2 separate regions of the Mus musculus genome follow, and region 2 is linked to region 1. The links are chromatin loops, found by intact Hi-C in ENCODE. Cell type or tissue: heart. All regions are shown on one strand. Each heading gives the region's core, and the rest is flanking DNA. Links, peaks and the distances in the headings are about the cores only. Region 1 overlaps Ttc7b (tetratricopeptide repeat domain 7B). Region 2 overlaps Nrde2 (nrde-2 necessary for RNA interference, domain containing).

Region 1 (2,500 bases), core at 1-2,500:
GTCTCTGAGAAGGGCCAGTTCTGTCGACGGTCCCTCATCTGTAAAAGTATGGATGAAAAACTATAGCTGCATGCTCCTGTGTCGTTTGACGGGGCTTTGACCTGGGTTTAAGGCCCAGCCACATGCCGTCCTGAGATGTAGCCCTGGAAGCAGAGACTCTCAAGGAAGGGCCTCACCACACAGAAAGTCTCTTCAGACTTTCTATCTCTTCTGGATGGCTCCAGACTACAGGGTCCCTCCACACTGCCTCTAGACCCAAAGCCCAGAGGCCCTGTTCTCAGCTGCTCTAGCAGCTCTTACTGGGGAGAAAACGATGTAGGAAGTTTCATTTCCCTCTCCAAGTGTGCAATAAAGCCAACAAGGACGCCTGGGGCTCTTGGCTCCCACCTTCCAGTGGCGGTGAAGGCTGCCTCCCTGTTTAGGAGTAAATTCCCTGGGAGGAGAACACGCAGAGTAATGAGACAGCAGTCGACCAGACGGAGAAGAGCATCACGGAGAAGTGTGGTTCCACTTCGTCATGGCGAGTGATGGCTTTACATCCCCACACCTTAATGAGTAACACAGTCCGAAAGGAAATGCTCAAACTGCATATTTTACCCTCTGTTCCTCAACACTAGTTTTGAATATTTTTTTTCAATTTTTATTATTTTATTTACATTCCCCTATTTTTGAATTTACAGTGGGAAAAAAAAAGTCCTGATTGAGACAATCTTTTTCAAATATAACCTTTCTTTGCTATTTACATTTAGTCAATATTAATTTAATATAATTTTTCTTAATTACTTCTGGGGCACCTTTCTTTAAATGAGAATGAATGGAATTATAAGCAGTTGGCAAGTCAGTATAGATGTGGGTGTCCACAACAGGGAAGCACCAAGCTACCCTGTACCATGTACTGCATGGTACTACAGTCATGGGTAACCATGCCAGGCTTAGAGCAGCCTCTCCAGGCAGAGGGCTCTGAGTAGCTCCAAAGTGAACATGCAGTATGGTAGGTGAGCTGCTGAGGAAACTTCTGTCCACTGTAGTCCTCCAGAAGGTACTGCCTCCAACCCAGGACCACCAGTGTGGATCACCCTGACAGCTGGCTTCTCCTCGCATGCTCATGAATGGCTTCCCTTCATGCTTGTGTGTGACCACTTGGCCTACCAGCCTTGGCAGTACTGCTTCAGCCTCGCATGCCTCCTGGAGACAACATAGCCTCTCCTTGCTTCGTGGACTCCTGTCCCAAAGCTTTCCCCTGGAAAGATCTTCTCCTTCTCGGGAGAAGACATTTTGTCTGTTGTTAACTTATTGAAACTCTGTTAAAGTGGCTGGGGAACGGATTCATGTTGGAGCTGTGGCAGTGGGCATCTTAAAATATTCTTCCCTCAGGGTAAAATGGAAGTTCTACTGAGAGTGGTGGCCAGCGTTTATTAGAGAGTCCAGTGGGAGGCAGTATGGGCTGTGGGGATTAGTACAAGGCAGCAGTTGTCTGCTAAGCTGCTGTGGCCCTGGCTTTACTATCACAGTGATGGACATGCACAGAGGGAGGAGAAAGACAGTGATGCTCACAGATAAGGAAGGTGTATGATAACAGTAGAGAGCCACTGCCTCAGCAACAGGATGGCCTTGTAGGAAAGATAGGCAGATCAAGTCTAATCCCTTGGGGACATTGGGTCAGAACTAAAACGTTTAATATAAAGCAAACAGTATAGATAGCATACCTAATTTGGTGGCTGAAATACGAGTGGCCTCTCTCATCTCTTCTTCCTCCAAAACCTGAGAGCCGTTGCTGATCTCATCAGGACATGCTGGGATGGAGGAAGCAGGTATGGAAACAAGAAGGTCACAGCTGCCAGCAGGCTGCAGTGTTGGACAGATGGCATTTCTAAGCCTTGCTTAAGAGACAGTCTTTTCCTATTAACATGAGAATGTTTTAAGCAAGCTGACTGGCAGGATCCTTAATCATTCAGATTGCTGTTAAGAACTCAGGATCTTTAGGAGGGGAAATTACTGCTTTCTCTCCTTGCTCTCATTGGTTTGGGGGCACAGCTTCTAGGCGTGGACACTGAATGAAGTCTGATGTGGGATAACACTGAATTGTTAGGGGGCAGGGAAATGAGCTCCAAGCTCCATTAACGAGGGATTGCTACATGCCTGATGCCAGAGTGCCTTGGGTTCTTCTCAGAAAAGAGGTGAGGAAGGCAGCAGGTATGGGCTGCAGCAGCGGAGGTGGAGAGGATGTGGGTGAGGAATGGGGTGTGGCAGCCTCATGCTCCATCACTCTCTCATGTTCATCACATGAAGCAATCCAGTCAGTCCTCCAGGGCTGGGCTCCTGCCAAGTGTCTGTCCTGTGTATCTACTGCTGTCTCCCTTTTAGTAAAGGATGTTTATCACACATAGCGTGACAAGTGTCCATTGCTCCCAGCTCTGGGATAAGCACCAGTTCACCAGGTAGACAAGATCTCATTTGCTCCATGCTGAGAAGACAGAGGCATGAAAGGAATCCCAGGGGT
Region 2 (16,790 bases), core at 7,451-9,950, 210 kb after region 1:
AGAAACCCTGTCTCAAAATATATATAATAAGGTTTTAGGTTTACTTTTATTGATGTGTGTGTATATGTGTCTCTGTGTATGTGCACATGTGTGTGGGTCTCTGCAGAAGTCAGCAGAGGGTGCTAGATCCCCTTGTGGTGTAGCTATTGATGATTTCAAGTCATCTAACATGGGTGCTTGGAATGAACTCAGGTCCTCTGGAAGAGCAGCAAGTGCTCTTACCTGTTGAGGCATCTCTCCAGCCTGTTGGTGCTTTTAAATCAGGACCCTGGGAACATCACAGTGACTTCTAGGTGTTTGGTTGCTTGTTGAGAGCTCACGTTTTCTCCTTTTGTGGTATCAACAAAAACCCTTTCGCTCCTGTTTGCAGGGCTCTTTCTTCAGCAGTGCCACTTTCTACGGCAGGCTGGCCACTCAGAGAAGGTCATCTCTTTGTTCCAGGCCATGGTTGACTTCACCTTCTTCAAGCCTGACAGTGTGAAAGAGCTGCCTACTAAAGTACAGGTATGGCACACTCTATGTCTCAGAAGTATTCCAGTGACCAGGGAAGATTCCCTTCATGATGGCAGTGGGGTGTGCTGGGTAGAGAAAGGGGACCTCTGCTCCCACATACAAAGTACACTGATAGGCTTGCTTACCACAAATGCAGCCTGTCTCCATAGTCGTGATGCCATTTTGACCGACGTGTCACTCTGTCTTTCTTGGCTGGGTTGTGTTGCTACCTCTCCATTGCCTACAATTGCTGCTTGATCTTATACGTGGACATTTTGGCAGCAGTCCTCACCAAGAAGGGGCTCATCTTTAAGGTGACAAGACATTTCCAGTCTCTGCCATTTGGTGACATGACACAGCATAAGAGCCACATGGCTGTAAAATAGCCACTTCTCTCTGTCCACTGAAAAAGCTTGGCTCTCTGCTTTGTGAAAGGGTCTGGGGGAAGGTAGCGAGAACATCTGAGCTCATGGTGAGCCCAAAGGAGAATCTTTGGGAACTTAAGGTCTCATGTGAACTGGCAGTGAAGACATTTTTATTATGATGCTACCTTTAGACAAAGTGGGATTAAAGAATTCAACCTGATAATACTGGCACAGCTAATTTTTAGTTAGCTTTTATAGAGAGCAATTTTAAAATGTGCTGTGATGTTTTAAGTCTACACTATGCTTCAGGAGTAACTTGGGAACTGTGGTGAGGGTCTGAATTCTTCTCTCACCCCTCTGCTGAGGCTCTTGATCAGTGGTGTGAACAGTGTGGTGGGCACAGCACTGCGCCTGATGGTGACGTTTCAAGGATTCCTGCTCTGCTCTGTTAGAGCCCCAAGCCATGGTATGGAGATGTTAAATCCCAGCTGCACAGCTCCCTAAGCGTCTGCAAGCCAGCATACAGAGAACTACCTGTCTAGCTGAGAGATACCTTCACCATAAACATGGGACAAAACAGGCAGAGGCTGCTACAAGGGTCTGTTTCAGGTTATAAACACATATCACACTCTTAAAAAGTCAGCCTTTGCTTGAGTGTAGTTTTTGTTTATTTTTGGCAGTACTGGGGTTTGAACCCAGGCCTTTTACACTTGGTAGGCATTGAGTTATTTGTTTAATTTAATTAATTTATTTATTTATCTATTTATTTTGTTTTTTTTTTGAGTCAGGGTTTGTGTAGCTCTGGCTGTCCTGGAACTCACTCTGTAGACCAGGCTGGCCTCGAACTCAGAAATCCACCTGCCTCTGCCTCCCGAGTGCTGGGATTAAAGGAGTGCTGGGATTAACCACCACCCGGCTATTTGTTTATTTTCAAGTCACTGTTTCAGAAGCCCATCTGTAGTCTTCCATCCCATTTCCCGCAGGTGACTGGCCCTCATATGCTCTCTGAGGCTATCTCGCCTGGCCCTGTGACTCTTGGAGGGATTCTTCCCCTCAGGACACGCCCTGCAACTGTCAGCCTGTGGTGTGCTCCCCAGAAACCTGCTCGCCCTCCAAAGGTTCCTTTAGAGTATCATTAGAGAAGATGGCTCCTGGAAATCCTGTTGCTAGTCGATAATCAGATCATAAGTCAGTCCCTGCCCAGTGCTATGTCTGCTCTGTTCCTGGGTATGACTGCCTGCCTGCAAGCTGCTTCCGTACACTGCTGCTCTCAAGTCCAGGCGACACCAGGGCCTGGCCTCCAGATGCACTTTGTGTGGCTTTGTCCCACAGCTACCCTCCTTCCACTCAGCTGTGCCAAAGGCATCTATTGAGTTCCTGCTGTGTGCTGAGCTAGATCTTAACATTAAGCAGTTACTTAAGATGCGATTGTCCCTCCAAGAGCTCAGTCTGTCCTGCTGAAAATTTGAATTCCCGTTCTCTCCAATGTCCTGAAAACAACATGACTTCAGGGGTCAGGTGGTGGGTCAGGCGGCATGAGTGGGGCTGGCAGTGGTTAGACCGCACCGGCAGGGTGAGGACTGGGAAGTGCTTTCCTACCCAGCTGCAGGCTCTTGTCACCAAATCTTGAGCAGCCTTTCTATATGCTGATCTAAGGAGTCACCATGTCCAGCTCACACTTTAGAGCTGTACACCAAGGCAGGGGTGGAGTGAGGGGGCCCATTTGGAGGCTGCCTGCCGAAATAACTCCTCTGTTTGCCATGTGTGCCTTTGAACATTGGTTGTATGGTATTTCAGGGATCCTGTGGTCCAGAGACGCACTTGGGAGCTTTGTTGTGGTTGGCCTAATTTCTGTCCTTTAAACCTGATCCAGGTGGAATTCTTTGAGCCCTTCTGGGACAGCGGAGAACCACGCGTTGGGGAGAAGGGAGCCCGAGGCTGGCGGGCGTGGATGCACCAACAGGAGCGAGGTGGCTGGGTGCTCATCACCCCAGGTAAGTGCTTCAGAGGGCAGGGGCGTGCCTTCTCTTCTGGGGCTGGGTTTTCCCACTTCAGGATTGTTTCTCATGCTTAGTGAGGCAGCTTAGGAGTGCTGCAAGAGTCAGAGGGTCAGGATTTAATCAGGCGCTGGACCGCCAAGCTCTGAGCTCCAACTCCCAGCATGCAGCATTCCAAGCACCTGAGGGTCTGAGGCCTCCAGAGGAAGAAGGGCTTTTCCTTCCTTCTTCCCTTCCCTTCCCTTCCTTCTCCCCTCCCCTCCCCTCCCCTCCCCTCCCCTCCCCTCCTCTTTCTTTCTTTCTTTCTTTCTTTCTTTCTTTCTTTCTTTCTTTCTTTCTTTCTTTCTTTCTTTCTTTCTAAGGGTTCACAGACTTTATTGGTTCAATAATAAACAGCAAAGAAAACGTTAACCATCACTCCGGGAGCGTCAGTGTAGACGTGAAAGCCACTCTTGGAGAGAAGGGCTTTTCCAAGTTGCTTCTCAAGTGGCTGGAGTGTCGCTAGTTCCTACTTCCCATCCTTCTGGGCGTAGATTTAAGGTAGTCTTTGGTCAATGTTCACACTAACAAATTTTGACAAATTTCTTGCCTCTTAAGGAACAAAGAGGCAACTAGCTTCACAGTTGTCATTCCAAAGTGCTTTCTAGGTTTATACCCGTAACAGAGCCAGCCAGTAGGAAAACAGGCAGACTTCTGGCTCCCAGTCTTTTAGCCACAGTTCCAGGAGCAAAAAGAGGGCAGGCCCCAGTGGAAAAGGTGCTTGGTCAGACGCCAGCCAGAGCTGGGCAAGACAGCATGCAGTGGGAACCTCGCTTTCCACTTAAATTGTTAGCACTTTGCTTTTTAGTTTCGAAGTACTTGTAGATGTGTATGTACCTGGAAAACAGGTATAGAGAGTGATAGTGCGTCCTGTCCAGAGTGGACTCAGATTTCACCAGTCTTTGTTCCTGTGTGTGTCTGTGTGTACATATGTGCATGTACATGTGTGTGTACACGTGTGTGTGTGTGTGTTTGTGTACGAGTGTGCATATATGGATGTGTCTGTGTGTGTACCAGACAGTTTCATCAGTTTTGGTGCTGCCGTGGACACGGGTGGGCCATGACTGAGCCCACTTTGTCTTCTCCCTCACAGTGATGACAGATCGATTTCATCACAGCAAGGCTTTGGGGGGTTTGTTTGTTTGTTTGTTTGCGTTGGGTTTTTTTGCCACTGTTTTTAGCCACAACCATCCTTCCTTTTTCATAGTTACTGAACACAGGGATCAGTTTTGCTATATAATATTATAAATGGAATCATCGTTTGTGTGTGCATGTGATAGATGCGTGTGTGTGTGTAGGTATGAATAGGTGGTGCATGTGTGAACATGTGTGGGAGCCTCTGTTGCTTCCCACCTTGTTTTAGAGACAAAGTTTGCCACGGGATTTAGAGCATCTCACTTTGTCTAGACTCACTGGCCGGCAAGCCCCAGGATCTGCCAAGCCTCTTCCTCCTCTCCTCCCCGACCCCATTGACGGTGTTACAGGTGTACACTGCCATACCTGGGTGCTGGTGATACGCACTCAGCAAGCACTTTACCCTCTGAGCTGTCTCCCCAGCTGCTGCACAACTTAAAAAATAGTTGCAAAATAAAATATAAAATTCACCGTGGTAACTACAAAGAATGCATTTCAGTGATGTGCCTGTACACAGTGCACAGCCGTTGCTGGCGGCCATCTCTGGACCTTTGCATTTTCCAGCTGAACTAGTCTCGGTTACCATCATCCCTGCCTCCGAGTCCTCTCCTCCCCTGGCAACTACAGTTCTACAGCATGTATCAGTTGATGACTTTAGGAACCTCCCGGAAGAGGAGCCACATACTTGTCCCTGTGTAGCTGGCTTCTTCCACTTCCCGAGGTGTCGTCGGGAGGCACTTGTGTTGTAGCATGTTCCAGAATCTCCTTTCATTTCGAGTTTGTGTAGTATTTCCCTGCATGGGGACCCTCGGATGCACCTCGGATGCATGGGCTGCTGCATCTTGGGCAGTTGTGAGCTGTGACCCTCAGTGTGCCATGACCGAGTCCACTTTGAGCCCTTTAAGGTGCACATTTAGAGGTAGGGCTGCCCCAGTCATGCCCTATCATTCTTTGAGCTGCCATCTTGTCCTTTACAGCTGCTGACACCATTTTATGTTGTTGCTGCCCAGTCCACCTCCTCCACCTCCTCAGCATCCCTTGTCTGCTCTGTGATGTTTAGGGTGACTTTACTCGTTTAGCTCAAGTCTCTGAGCTTATTGTTGCTTGTGCCAGGGGTTTGTTCATTTTATGCTGAGCATCAGTGTATGGTCTAGATAAGCCACAGTCTGTAATCACCCCTCTGACATCAAGGCTGCTTTGTTTCTGGCTGTGGTGAGCAGAGCTGCCCTGAGTGTGGATGCACAGGCTTTGTTGTTTGCTTGTGTGTGTGCACGTGTGCATGTGTGTGCATGTGTGTCTGTGCGTGTGTGCATTTCAGCCTTCACCTTTCTGCAGTGGTAGGTGCCAGCTAGTGTTATAAGAAACCACCAAACTCGTTCTGGGTGTGGTCGCTGAATTTTTTTCTATGCCCTGAAAATACTTGGCTTTGCAGGCAACTGAGATTTCTTTCTTCTTTACTATTACATGTTCAGACTTGGAACCCAGTGAAATAAATGGTTGGATACCCTAAATTAATAGTTTTTAAATCAAACTGTAATGATAAGTCATAATTATAAGGCCCCTGTCTAAAAATCAGATGTGTTAGCCAGTGTGGTTATAAAATTCCATTTATTAAAAAATGATGTTCAAAATAATTACCTCTAGCTGTCTATTCTTAAAGTGCATTAAAATGAAATGAAATTAAGAATTCAGTGAGTCACATGTAGGTGGTGGCAACTTTAGCGCAGATAGTGTTTTTATCATTTCAGGAAGTTCTTTTGGGCAGTGATGATCTAGAAATCTATTCCCTTTGTCTGCTTCTTTTTCTCTGGGACTCTCCTTGAGCCAGGGAGCAGCCTGGGCGATCTGTCTCTGTGTCACGTGCCCACATGGTGCTGGCACAGAAGGTGACAGTAGTGGTGATGGATTTATTTTCTGCTCCAGTGAACCGGTGTCTCATTATTATCTAGATGAGGATGACGAGGAGCCCGAAGAGGAGGACCAGGAGATAAAAGACAAGACCCTGCCCCGGTGGCAGATCTGGCTTGCTGTTGAGCGTTCTCGAGACCAGAGGCACTGGCGTCCCTGGCGCCCTGATAAGACCAAGAAGCAAACGGAGGAAGACTGTGAGGACCCTGAGAGACAGGCATGTACCCTGCCCTCCCCACTGTGTGTGCGTGTGCGTATGTTCATGATACCCAGAAGAGAGCATCAAGTATCCTCCCCTCCTCTCTTATTCTCCACCTACTCCTCTGAGGCAGGATCTCTCCCTGAACCCAGGGCTCTTGAATTTTAGGCTAGGCTGGAAGCCAGCAAGCCCCAGTGATCCTTATGTCTCTACCCTTCTTGGATCTGGGGTTAGAGGCATGTGCAAAGCTCCATCTTGTTAAGTAGATGCTGAGAGATCTAAACAATGGGTCTCAGGGTTTTGAACCCCTGAGCCGTCTCCAGCCCTGGCCAGGCGTGACGGATGGAGAAGGAGCTAGTATTGGTACATCACTCACCTCATTAACTGATTTGACACTGCTGCTCCGTTTAGTGTCTACTATCTCGAGGTTTTAAATAAGGGAAGATGTGCTGTTTTGTTTGTTTGCTTATTGTTGTATTGAGGCTGTGTAGTCCAAGCTGGCCTTGAGCTCATGATCCTTCTGTCTTTAGTCTCCTGAGTGCTGGGATTACAGGTGTGTGCCACTACACTGACTTAAGAATTTTGATGCCCGGAATTGATGCCGTTTTCTAAGATACCAGCTCCTTGTTTGGCTTGTGATGCCATGCGCGTGTAGCTAAAGAGATTCCCTCAGTGGATGAGGCTCTTGTGTGCTTCCCTGCAGGTGAGGTGCCTTACAGGGCGCGTTGCCTCTTGCTCGTTGCTTGCCACTTTTGCCTACGTGCTGTTCTGTGGCCTCTGCTCAGATAGTGAGAGCTGGTGGGTGCTGAAAGGATCTTGGAGCATGGAATCTGTACTGGCAGAGTTTGAGGTGCAAGGAGTGGCCAGACTGGAGTTTGAATGGAGAGTAGGGGTGGACCAGAAGCAACCTCCGATGAAACTTCAGCAGGCCCTTGTGAGCAGCAGAGAGGCTGGGAGGTCCCAGTCCTTCCCTGGATGAAGCTACTGAATGTCTTAAGGGAGGATCATTGCTTGGTGTTTAGGATGTTATAGTGTTCACAGTTGAGCTGATTTCTGGAGCAGACTGTCTGAGTAACTTCCTGTCACTTTGCATTTTCTCTAATTGAAGCCCAAGGGAGAAAAGCTTTCTGATTAATTAATGGTCCCGTGTGTTGAGTCCTGGGCAGCCCAGTGTGACTGTGCTTGAGCTTGTGTCCTCTGTGAGAGGCAAAGAAAGCCGTCAGCGTGACGGCACCTCGAGAGGACAGCGTCCGAGTCTGTGTGCTTTCAAGCAGCAGTGTGAAGTCGCATTTACAGAGATGCAATGCTCCTGTGAGCATTTACAGCCAGCACCGTGCTTTTAACTGCGCTTCACACAGTCCGTTGCTTCTGTTGTCTTCTTCTTAACCATGCTCCTGTTTACCTGTGTTTGAGCTGTTTCCATTTTCTGAAGCAGCTTTCTAGAAAGGAACTACGAACCCTAGCATCAAAAGTCTTTGTAGCTGTTCTCGTAGCTGTGCAGTTGTTTGCTTTCTAAAATGAACATGGGCCTAGGTCTTCTGTAAGTCCTGCAGGTTGCTTTGGAAGCTGTTGGCTTCAGCCTGTTGGTCCTTCCTCCTTCCCAGTGCTTCCTGGGGGTGTGTGAGTGCTAATGGCCCCTCCAGGCTCCAAGCCTGCTGTTCTCCAGCTGCCCACGTTGCCTTGGGAGGCCTTCTGAGTTTTAGTGTTGGGAGGAAACCTAGCTAAAACCTAGCTACTGTCTATTTGCAGCTTACTTTACGGGTGTTGAATTGGTACTGTGTGCTCAGACCTGTGAGAGCCCCTGTGTCTCAGTGGCTCCGTCTCGTCTTGCTTGCAGGTGCTGTTTGATGACATTGGGCAATCTTTGATCAGACTTTCCAGCCCAGACCTTCAGTTCCAGCTCATCCAGGCCTTTCTGCAGTTCCTGGGCGTGCCTTCCGGCTTCCTGCCCCCAGCCTCCTGCCTTTACCTGGCCATGGACGAGAGCAGCATCTTTGAGAGTGAACTTTATGATGAAAAGCCCCTGACTTACTTCAACCCTTCCTTTTCGGGCATTAGCTGTGTCGGCTCCATGGAACAGTTGGGTCGCCCTCGCTGGACCAAAGGTCACAACCGAGAGGGCGAGGAGTTTGTCCGCAATGTCTTCCACCTGGTGCTGCCTTTGCTCGCAGGCAAGCAGAAGTCCCAGCTCAGCCTCTCCTGGTTACGGTACGAGATTGCAAAGGTAACTGGAGCTGCCTCCTCCCTCACTGCACCTCAGTGTCTCCCCCAAATGCACCCGCGTGTCGTCCTCACAAAGCTCCCTCCTTCAGTTGACGCTGGTAGTCACTTCAGATGTGGAGGAACAGCAGACAGGGAGGAGACAGTTCCGTGCTCGGTGGCCAGAGCTGTCCTGTCTGTCGTCTGTGATTATCCGGGCACTTAGTGCCAAGAGGCAGCATCCGCTTAAGCTGGGTTAGAGGATCTAGGGCTTCTTAGGATAGCAAATAAGCTACTTACCCTCTCTATGCTCTGTAGCTGTCGGCTCAGGGCTCCCAGTCACTGCTCTGCCCTCTGCTGGCCAGGATTAGTACTGACTTCTCTTCGATAATGTGGCCTCAATGTCTCAATTTTTTTTTTTTTTTTAAATTTGTCCTTTGGTAATTTCATACACGAGTAGAATGTATTTAGATCATATGTTTAGTTTCCATGTCCCCATTTCATGTCTTCTCACAGCATACTGACAAATTTGAAAAGTGTTATTGACAAGCGATTGAGTTATCAGAAACGTGGAAAAGAGATGTGGGGTTAGGGTATGTGTCACCATGCCCCGCCCTCAGCGAGCTCTTGCCTTTGGACAAGAAAGTGTGGCCATCTCTTTGGAGGCAAGCGCTTGGAGAGGGTCAGGCCTGTGTGTTGGGGATTTGAGTAAACACCTGGTATGTTCACTATGGCCATGGTGAGCCCTGATTTCATTGCCAGCTCAGGGGTCCGGTGTTAGCCAGATTTGACAGAGGGCATGTGGGCACCACTGCCTTGCCGGTGCCGCCTCGGCCTGACAGACAAAGGGAGTGTTTGGGGGACCAGAGTTGTTCTTTTCTTTCTACTATAGGTCATTTGGTGTCTACACACTAAAAAGAAGCGATTGAAGTCTCAGGGAAAGAGCTGCAAAAAACTAGCCAAGAATCTCCTCAAGGAGCCAGAAAACCGCAACAACTTCTGCCTCTGGAAGCAGTATGCACACCTGGAGTGGTTGCTCGGTAACACAGAGGATGCCAGAAAAGTGTTCGACACAGCACTCAGCATGGCAGGCAGCAGCGAGCTGAAGGACCGTGAACTCTGCGAGCTCAGTCTGCTCTATGCCGAGCTGGAGATGGAACTGTCGCCGGACTCGAGAGGAGCCACCACAGGCCGAGCGGTCCACATATTAACACGGCTGACGGAGAGCAGTCCCTACGGGCCCTACACGGGGCAGGTCTCGTCCACCCAGGTGCTGAAAGCTCGGAAGGCTTACGAGCTCGCGCTGCAGGACTGCCTGGGCCAGAGCTGTGCCTCCAGCCCAGCTCCTGCAGAGGCCTTGGACTGCCTGGGTAGCTTGGTCCGATGCTTTATGCTCTTCCAGTATTTGACTGTGGGCATTGATGCTGCTGTGCAGATATACGGAAGGGTGTTTGCCAAGCTGAAGGGCTCTGCTCGCTTAGAAGACCCAGGGCCAGAGGACAGCACCAGCTCCCAGAGTTTGACCAATGTGCTCGAGGCTGTCAGCATGATGCACACAAGCCTGCTGCGATTCCACATGAACGTTTGTGTTTACCCTCTGGCTCCACTCCGAGAGACCCTCTCCGATGCTTTAAAGCTGTATCCGGGCAACCAGGTTCTTTGGAGGGCTTATGTACAGATTCAGAATAAGTCCCACAGTGCTAACAAGACCAGAAGGTTCTTTGACACAGTTACTAGGTCTGCCAAACATTTGGAGCCTTGGCTATTTGCAATCGAAGCTGAGAAGCTGAGGAAAAAGCTAGTGGAATCTGTTCAGAGGTAATTACTGGCAGTCTCCTGCATGGGCTTCACAGACCTTAAAGGGAGGGTTGCTGTGTTTGCAGCCCCTTGCCAGGTCTCAGGCGTGGCCCAGGCTCTGCCACACCTGGTGTGACTGCTTTAGCCACGACAGTGACGGAAGAGTGAATCAGACCTTAGGAAGTGGCTCCACCTGACTGGTTTCTGGTGTGTCTGAGGTGCTGTAATGAGAGCCTCGTGCTGTCAGGTGTAGACTGTAGAGGCTCTGATGCAGGTACCCGCTCTGCTGCTTGTCACCTGGGTGATTTGGGGCAAGCACGTCATTTCCCCTCCTGTCAAATGTATTTGCGGAAGAACTGACTTCCTGGGGTTTCCTGTCAGGTCCAGTGCAGCAGGTGCTGCCCAGCGGCTGCGAGCCTCCCTCTGTCAGCCTCCCTGAGAACGGCCTCCTGTTTCCCATGCCTCCTTTGACAGCTTGTTACAGCTGAGGGCTAGTGGTCATCTGGGGACCGTGTCAGCGTAGGAATCGTTGTTCCTTCTGGGCTGTTTGCTCTGCATCACATCAGTGAAATCCTGATAAACTGAGGGATACTTTATTTTGCTTGGTTTTTGTCTCTTTCAGTGATATTTATTCACTTGATCTGAGTCTTGTCCATTGTAAATTGAAAGACCTTTTCTTTCCCAAGGGAGGCCTTTCTTTCTGATTAATGGGGTTGTGTGTGGTTCCTGGGCAGGGTCAGCATAGCGAAGAAACACATTCTTGGCCAGTGTCCTTGCTTATGCCACACCTATACTGGCTGCCGGCATGCTCACCCCTGAGGGACAGAACACCTCTGAAAAGCGGATCCAGACGCCGCTGCGCTTCGCCATTGCTGAAGTATGTCTTCCCGCTGGGATGTCGGGCACAGAACCTGTCTTAGAATGACCTGAGTTCTTTCCTTGCAGGGTAGGAGGCAGAGAGGTCCATGCAACAATCCCCGAGACTGGCCTTACGCATCGCATCAGAGCTTTGTTTGAAAATGCGATTCGGAGCGACAAGGGCAACCAGTGTCCCCTACTGTGGAGGATGTATTTGAATTTTTTGGTAAGAAAAAAATTTTGGACTCTCTGGTTTTGCTTTGTTAAAGCCCCGTGTCTAAATTTATAAGTAGACAAAACTGCAGTTGTCTGTAGCCAGGCCTGGGAAGCAGGGCCTTATTCCCACCCCTCCCTGGGGGCGTGGGTTAATTTTTATGCGAACCCGACTGAGCGGTGTCTCCTCTTTCAGGATGTTTGGAAGAATGAAATGCAAGAGTGATTACTGGCTTTCTCTGCCTTGACCTTGTTAAACTAGTGACTTGGGAATGGCCCAGGAGCTTTTAGGTCAGAGAAGCTGACATCCTTGCTTTTCTCTTCACAAGAGCCTCCTGGTCTTGATTCAGCTTTGTTATCAAAAGATAAGGATCGGTCAAGAATGTGAAATTTTGAGTGGGACGTGTAGGTCATCCGTTCTAGCTTGCCAGGCCCTGGGGTCAGTCTCTAGCACCACTAGAGAGGAAGGCAGAGGAAGACAGTCTGGCCTGGTTCTTAGAAGCCATGTGGGTGCCTTCCCTGATCTCCACATCAGCCCCGTCTGTACTGAAGGCCTGAGGGACCCAGAGGACGTGTTCCCCAGTTCAGCTCTTGGTGCATGGGGCAAACAGGCACAGGCTTAGGTGCAGAGTGCTGAGTGCCTAGGTCTGGGCTGCGGCCTGCACAGTCATGTGTGTGGGGGTGTGTGTGTAGATGTGTGCACGTACATGTGGAGGCCAAAATGTCAACCTTGGGCACTGTTTCTTGGGTGTATTTCACTGTTTGTTTGTTTTGAAGTAGGGTCTTTCACATGGCTTAGAACTTAGCAGCAGGCTAGGCCGGCTTATCCGAAATCCCCAGGGCCTTGCCTGTCTCTGCCTCCCAGTGCTGTGCTAACTAACTCTGTGCTACCACGCTTGCTTTGTGGGTTTGTTTGTTTTTCACTTGTGTTCCGGGGAACTTGGTGCTTATATGACAAGCGTTTTACCAGCTGCACTGTGTCCCTAGCACTTAGAGGAATTCTTTCGAGCCGGAAGCCTAGGTTTATGGCTGAATTCCATGCAGAACAGAGGGTTGCATGGGGAGATGGTATTTATGGTGTGTCCTGATTTGACTGCCTGGCAGCCTGGTACAGCTAACAGGAAACTCTGGCTTTTGTCAATCTCTTTCCCCCGTGTCTCAACCTTTCTAAGCATAGAAAGGAGCCTTAGAGCAGAGTGGGATACTTGTCTGTTTATCAGCTTCCTGTCCCAAGTGTTTAGATGGACACAGGAAAAGGTCAGGTGACAGTGCTTTGACTGGGACTGCAGGGAGCTGGGTATGCGTGGGCTGGATACAAAAAACTGCTGTTGATTTGAAAAGAAAGGTCTGGGCCCTTAAGGAGTTTGTATCTTTGATGAGGTGGTGTTAAAACCAAGGATTAATTAGAGCAGTGACTTACCTGGCAGTTCCTGAGGCATCTGAGTGGGCTCCTAGCACTTTTGTTAATTAACTACAGTTGAGAGAGAGAGAGAGAGAGAGAGAGAGAGAGAGAGAGAGAAAGAGAGAGAGAGAGAGAGCTCCCTTGCTCCAGTGTGAGGTGTGGGCTGAAGTGTCAGAGGACAGGAAAGAGCTGCTGTGTGCGGCTGTCGGGGAGGGTGGCTTGCTTGAGTCCTCTGGATGGTGTGCAGGCATGCTGCGTGCTAGCATGCTTACTTTTTCCCTGCAGAAATGTTGGGCGTTAAGCCCCATCCTTGGTTGGCTAGAGAAGGAAAAGGAGTCAGACAAACAGCAGTTAGGTTTCCTCCTTAGGCTGACCTTTGTCGGGCGGCAGCCTCAGTGTGAGGGGACCTCCTAGCTGTTAACCGTGTGTGCACATCAGCACTTTGAGCCAAGCTGGTGGCGGTGTTGAGACAGTGGCAGCTTCCTCCAAGACTCTGGCTATAGCCGGGCGTGGTGGCACACGCCTTTAATCCCAGCACTCGGGAGGCAGAGGCAGGCGGATTTCTGAGTTCAAGGCCAGCCTGGTCTACAAAGTGAGTTCCAGGACAGCTAGGACTACACAGAGAAACCCTGTCTCAAACAAACAAACAAAAAACAAAAAAAAGAGAGAGACTCTGGCCGTGCACTTACACAGTATGGAAGGACATTTAAGTAGATAAGCCAGTCAGCCGTTACGGGACCAGATATGCACAGTGGAGGAAGTCCCACTACATAAAAGGGGGCTGTGGTATTTCTCGGTTGTCACTGTTAGACTTTCTTTACCTCCTTGTAATTGCTGTTGATCTGTTGGCCACTCAGATCTTAGGCCATTTTTAGAAAGGCCTTCATTTTCAGGGCTAGGAGAAAACTCACTACACACTGAGTACTGAGTGTTCTCCTTCCCTCTCTACACCTTCTTCCTCTCACCCATCCTCTGCCCGTCTTTTCCTCTCCTCCCCACTCCCCTCCTTCCCTCTTAAGCAGAGGCAGACGGAAGCATCTGAGCAGCATAGGAACATCACGCCATGGTGCAGCCTAGGCAGCAGCTGTGCACACTGATATCCGGCTGCCTCTAGACTCTGATGGCAAATTTTACTCTCAATAAGTAATGGGCAAATTTGCCTTTTGATTTTTACTTATTCATTGTCTTGAGACAGGTTGGTTTAGGATTTGTTATCCTCCTGCCTCAGCCTCCTCAGATGTTTGTCATGTAATGCCTCTCAGAGAAATGATGTAACTGGTACCCAGGGGATGCCAGTTTCTTAATTCTCTGAAGATAATGTTCTTAAAATAGAAGATGACTTTCCATGTGCCAGGTCCTCAGCCTCACCTCACGAACACCTCACCCCAAGCACTCTCACTGACACCCAGGTACAATAGTGTCATAAAGGGGACACAGGAAGTTAACAGCATCGTGTGATCTAACACGCTGAGCCAGAGTGTTGTCTGCCACTGGGAACCATCCCCCTGCTTGCCAAGATGGTGTCAGCGCACATGCAGGCTGGCTTCCGGTGTCTCAGGGCAAGCGTAGATAGTGGTGTAGTAGCCTTGGCTCCCCTGCCTCCATTGCTCACGCTACTCTCTTCTTAACTCAGGTTTCCTTAGGAAACAAAGAAAGAAGCAAAGGCGTGTTCTACAAGGCCCTCCAGAGCTGTCCTTGGGCAAAGGTAAGCTTTAAACGCAGTGCTTGTTGTCTTCAGCTTCCCAAGGACCTTCCTGCCAGCCTCTGCCTAGCAGTGTTAGGGTGTGTGGCTTGGCAGGGCAGTACCCTCTTCCAAAGCCTTTTCCTCGCCACCGTCCCCACAGCACCAGAGCTCCTTGTGACTGTCCCTGTAGCAGTCGATGGTGCTCCGTGGGTGAGCTGCTTCCCAGCATCCCTTGCAATGCCCAGATGCCCATGTCCTACCCAGACCCAGAGGGAAACCAAACGGTCATGGCAGTGCCTGCTGACCCTGCTGGCCAAATAAAGAGAGGGCTTCACTCTCTTTATGCCATTCACAGCTTTCCCCTGGGCATTGCAGAGCTGCCTGAGCTCGTCCCAGCAGGACCGAGAATTGATGGGACTCACTGGGACCCTACTCCATCGTGGGACTCTTTGATGCTTCCAGCCAGTGTTGGTCTCCTCTCTGCCCACAGGTGCTATACATGGACGCCATGGAGTATTTCCCAGACGAGCTGCAGGAGATCCTGGACGTGATGACCGAGAAGGAGCTCCGTGTGCGCCTGCCCCTTGAGGAGCTGGAGCTGCTGCTGGAGGATTAGTGTGCAGCCAGGCCTGGGCCAGCCTGCAGAGCCCAAAGCCGCAGCTGTGCAGGCTCCACTGTCCTGCTGGGGTTGGACGTATTGACTTACATATTATATATGTGATCTCTATGTACAAGTGGAGTCGTGCCAGTGATAAACCTTTTGTGGTTGACATGTGTGCAGCTTCTTATTTCCCCCGCTCAGCCCCTCCCACTGCATGTGTCCATGCTCCTGGAGTCACAGGTCTGGCCACTTGCATTTGAGATCCCCCTTTCCCTAGGCTGATAGATGTGCGTCGTTCTCCCATCCAGCCCAGAAGATGCTTACTCAGCACTGCCTGCCTTGGGTTATAGGTGTGGCAAGTTTCTAATCATTGCTGATGACACCTGTCTTTGGACCAGGAGCATCCACAGGGCCTTCATTGGAGCCTGGTGTTCCTGTGCTCAGTACTGTGTGGAAGGAAACCCTTGGGCCGGACACCAGCGCCCTCTGCAGGAACCTTGCTGGTGACCTTAGAGCAGAGTCCAAACCACAGTCACAACTGTTCACAACAGACCTCATCCTGGTTTTTTGAGAATGCAGTCAGTTTTTGCTGAGGGAGAGCTCTGTAACACAGCCTGTTCACTGTTGTTAGCTTGGCTAGAAGGGACTGACTCCCCAAGATAGCTTGCCTGTATTCACGGCAGGAATGCCTGCAGGCATTGCAGAGCTTTTTTCTGGATGTTTTGAAACAGGGTGGCCTTGAACTCTTGCTTCTCTTGAACGTGCCTCCTGGGTGTTAATACTCAAATGTATTTCTGTTTATGCTGAGGTTTAGACACAGAGCCTTATGCTGTCCCCCGTGGACGTCTCACCTTTCGTCTATGTACATGTTTCTTATAGTTTTGGTTATGAGCCTAGCCTCCAACAGCTGAGCCATCTCTCCAGCCCTATGAACACGTACGTTTCTTATCCTTGGTCTCTGACAGGGCTGAATTTCCATGCTGTGCAGCTTCTCATGGAGGCCACATCTCTATACAAGTAGACTGTCTACTCTGCACAGGCTACCAATGAGTAGATATCCTTGGGTAGACACACTCTTTCCCATCCCCAAGATAGTAGCCACACCCTAGGCCTGGAACCTGTGAATAACCTTTAGAGGGTTAGTCAAGGATGCTGTCAAATTCTTATGGTCTAAGCAGAGGCAGAAGGAACATGGAGAATTTAATGCCAGCCTGACCTATACAATCAGTCAGTCTGGACTACACATGACACCTGGGCTCCATATGAAGATCTTAATGACAAAAATGAAGGGGGAAGGCTGTCCTGAGGTATCTGAGTAGGCGCAATCTGGTCAGGAGACTCTTGGAAGGTGAAAAGGGAAAGTAGGAAGTGAAGGGGCTCACTGGAAGACTGGGAGCGGGAGAAGACGGGACTCAAAAGCTTGACATGCCTTCTGACTTGATGGAGGGTGGTGGGGTGCAGGAGTCAGGGTGGCCTCTACAAGGTGGGAAAGGCCCTCAGCCAGCACTGACCTCAGTCCATGGCTACAAGGAACTGAATTCTGCCAACAGAGACCTCAAGGAAAACTGATTTTTCTCTTGAGTATCCAGCAAGGAACATAGCGTAGCTTTCAGAATGCTCTTGACCTATACACTAAGATGCATTTGTACTTAAGACATGTTGGCAATGGGAGAGGGATATGCCTTCTCTCCATAGGCCACCTGCCTTTTGTGGCTTTAAGGAACCATCTGTTAAGAAAGGAAGATTATGAACCCAGAACCGAGGCAGGCATGGTTGGGATAGGATTCTATACCGACTCCTTGTGGATCTCAGCCTCTTGGGAACGTGAACTACCCACTCTGTTACAGGACCCTCCCATCTGCTGCAGGGAGCTGTAGGCGGGCAGCCACAGACCAGCTGTCA

What was found. Hi-C counts contacts between places; a loop is a spot of excess contacts. Peaks named below come from ENCODE experiments on the same cell type or tissue, not always from the same donor. Only the 100,000 strongest peaks of a DNase experiment are listed, where the experiment ranks them.
Region 2: a loop joins it to region 1, with 5 times the contacts of the local background. A loop is called at or near these places in 4 of 42 quality-filtered maps.

The regions. Positions count from the first base shown.
Region 1 is chr12:100,337,253-100,339,752 of GRCm38, reverse strand. The region is part of intron 17 of Ttc7b (tetratricopeptide repeat domain 7B); the gene reads left to right. Among named protein-coding and RNA genes, the nearest start is that of Gm51958, 11 kb to the left of the region's middle. In heart, for the core only: CTCF peaks have their summits at 1,430 and 1,846; no DNase peak of the experiment used is centred there.
Region 2 is chr12:100,123,719-100,140,508 of GRCm38, reverse strand. Nrde2 (nrde-2 necessary for RNA interference, domain containing) reads left to right here. Exons shown (of 14, transcript NM_001290303.1): 7 at 371-504; 8 at 2,731-2,851; 9 at 5,977-6,152; 10 at 7,972-8,358; 11 at 9,226-10,151; 12 at 11,076-11,214; 13 at 14,237-14,308; 14 at 14,778-15,059. The coding sequence ends at 14,903. Among named protein-coding and RNA genes, the nearest start is that of Psmc1, 22 kb to the right of the region's middle. In heart, for the core only: a CTCF peak has its summit at 8,681 (motif pointing left); a DNase peak (open chromatin) is centred at 8,588.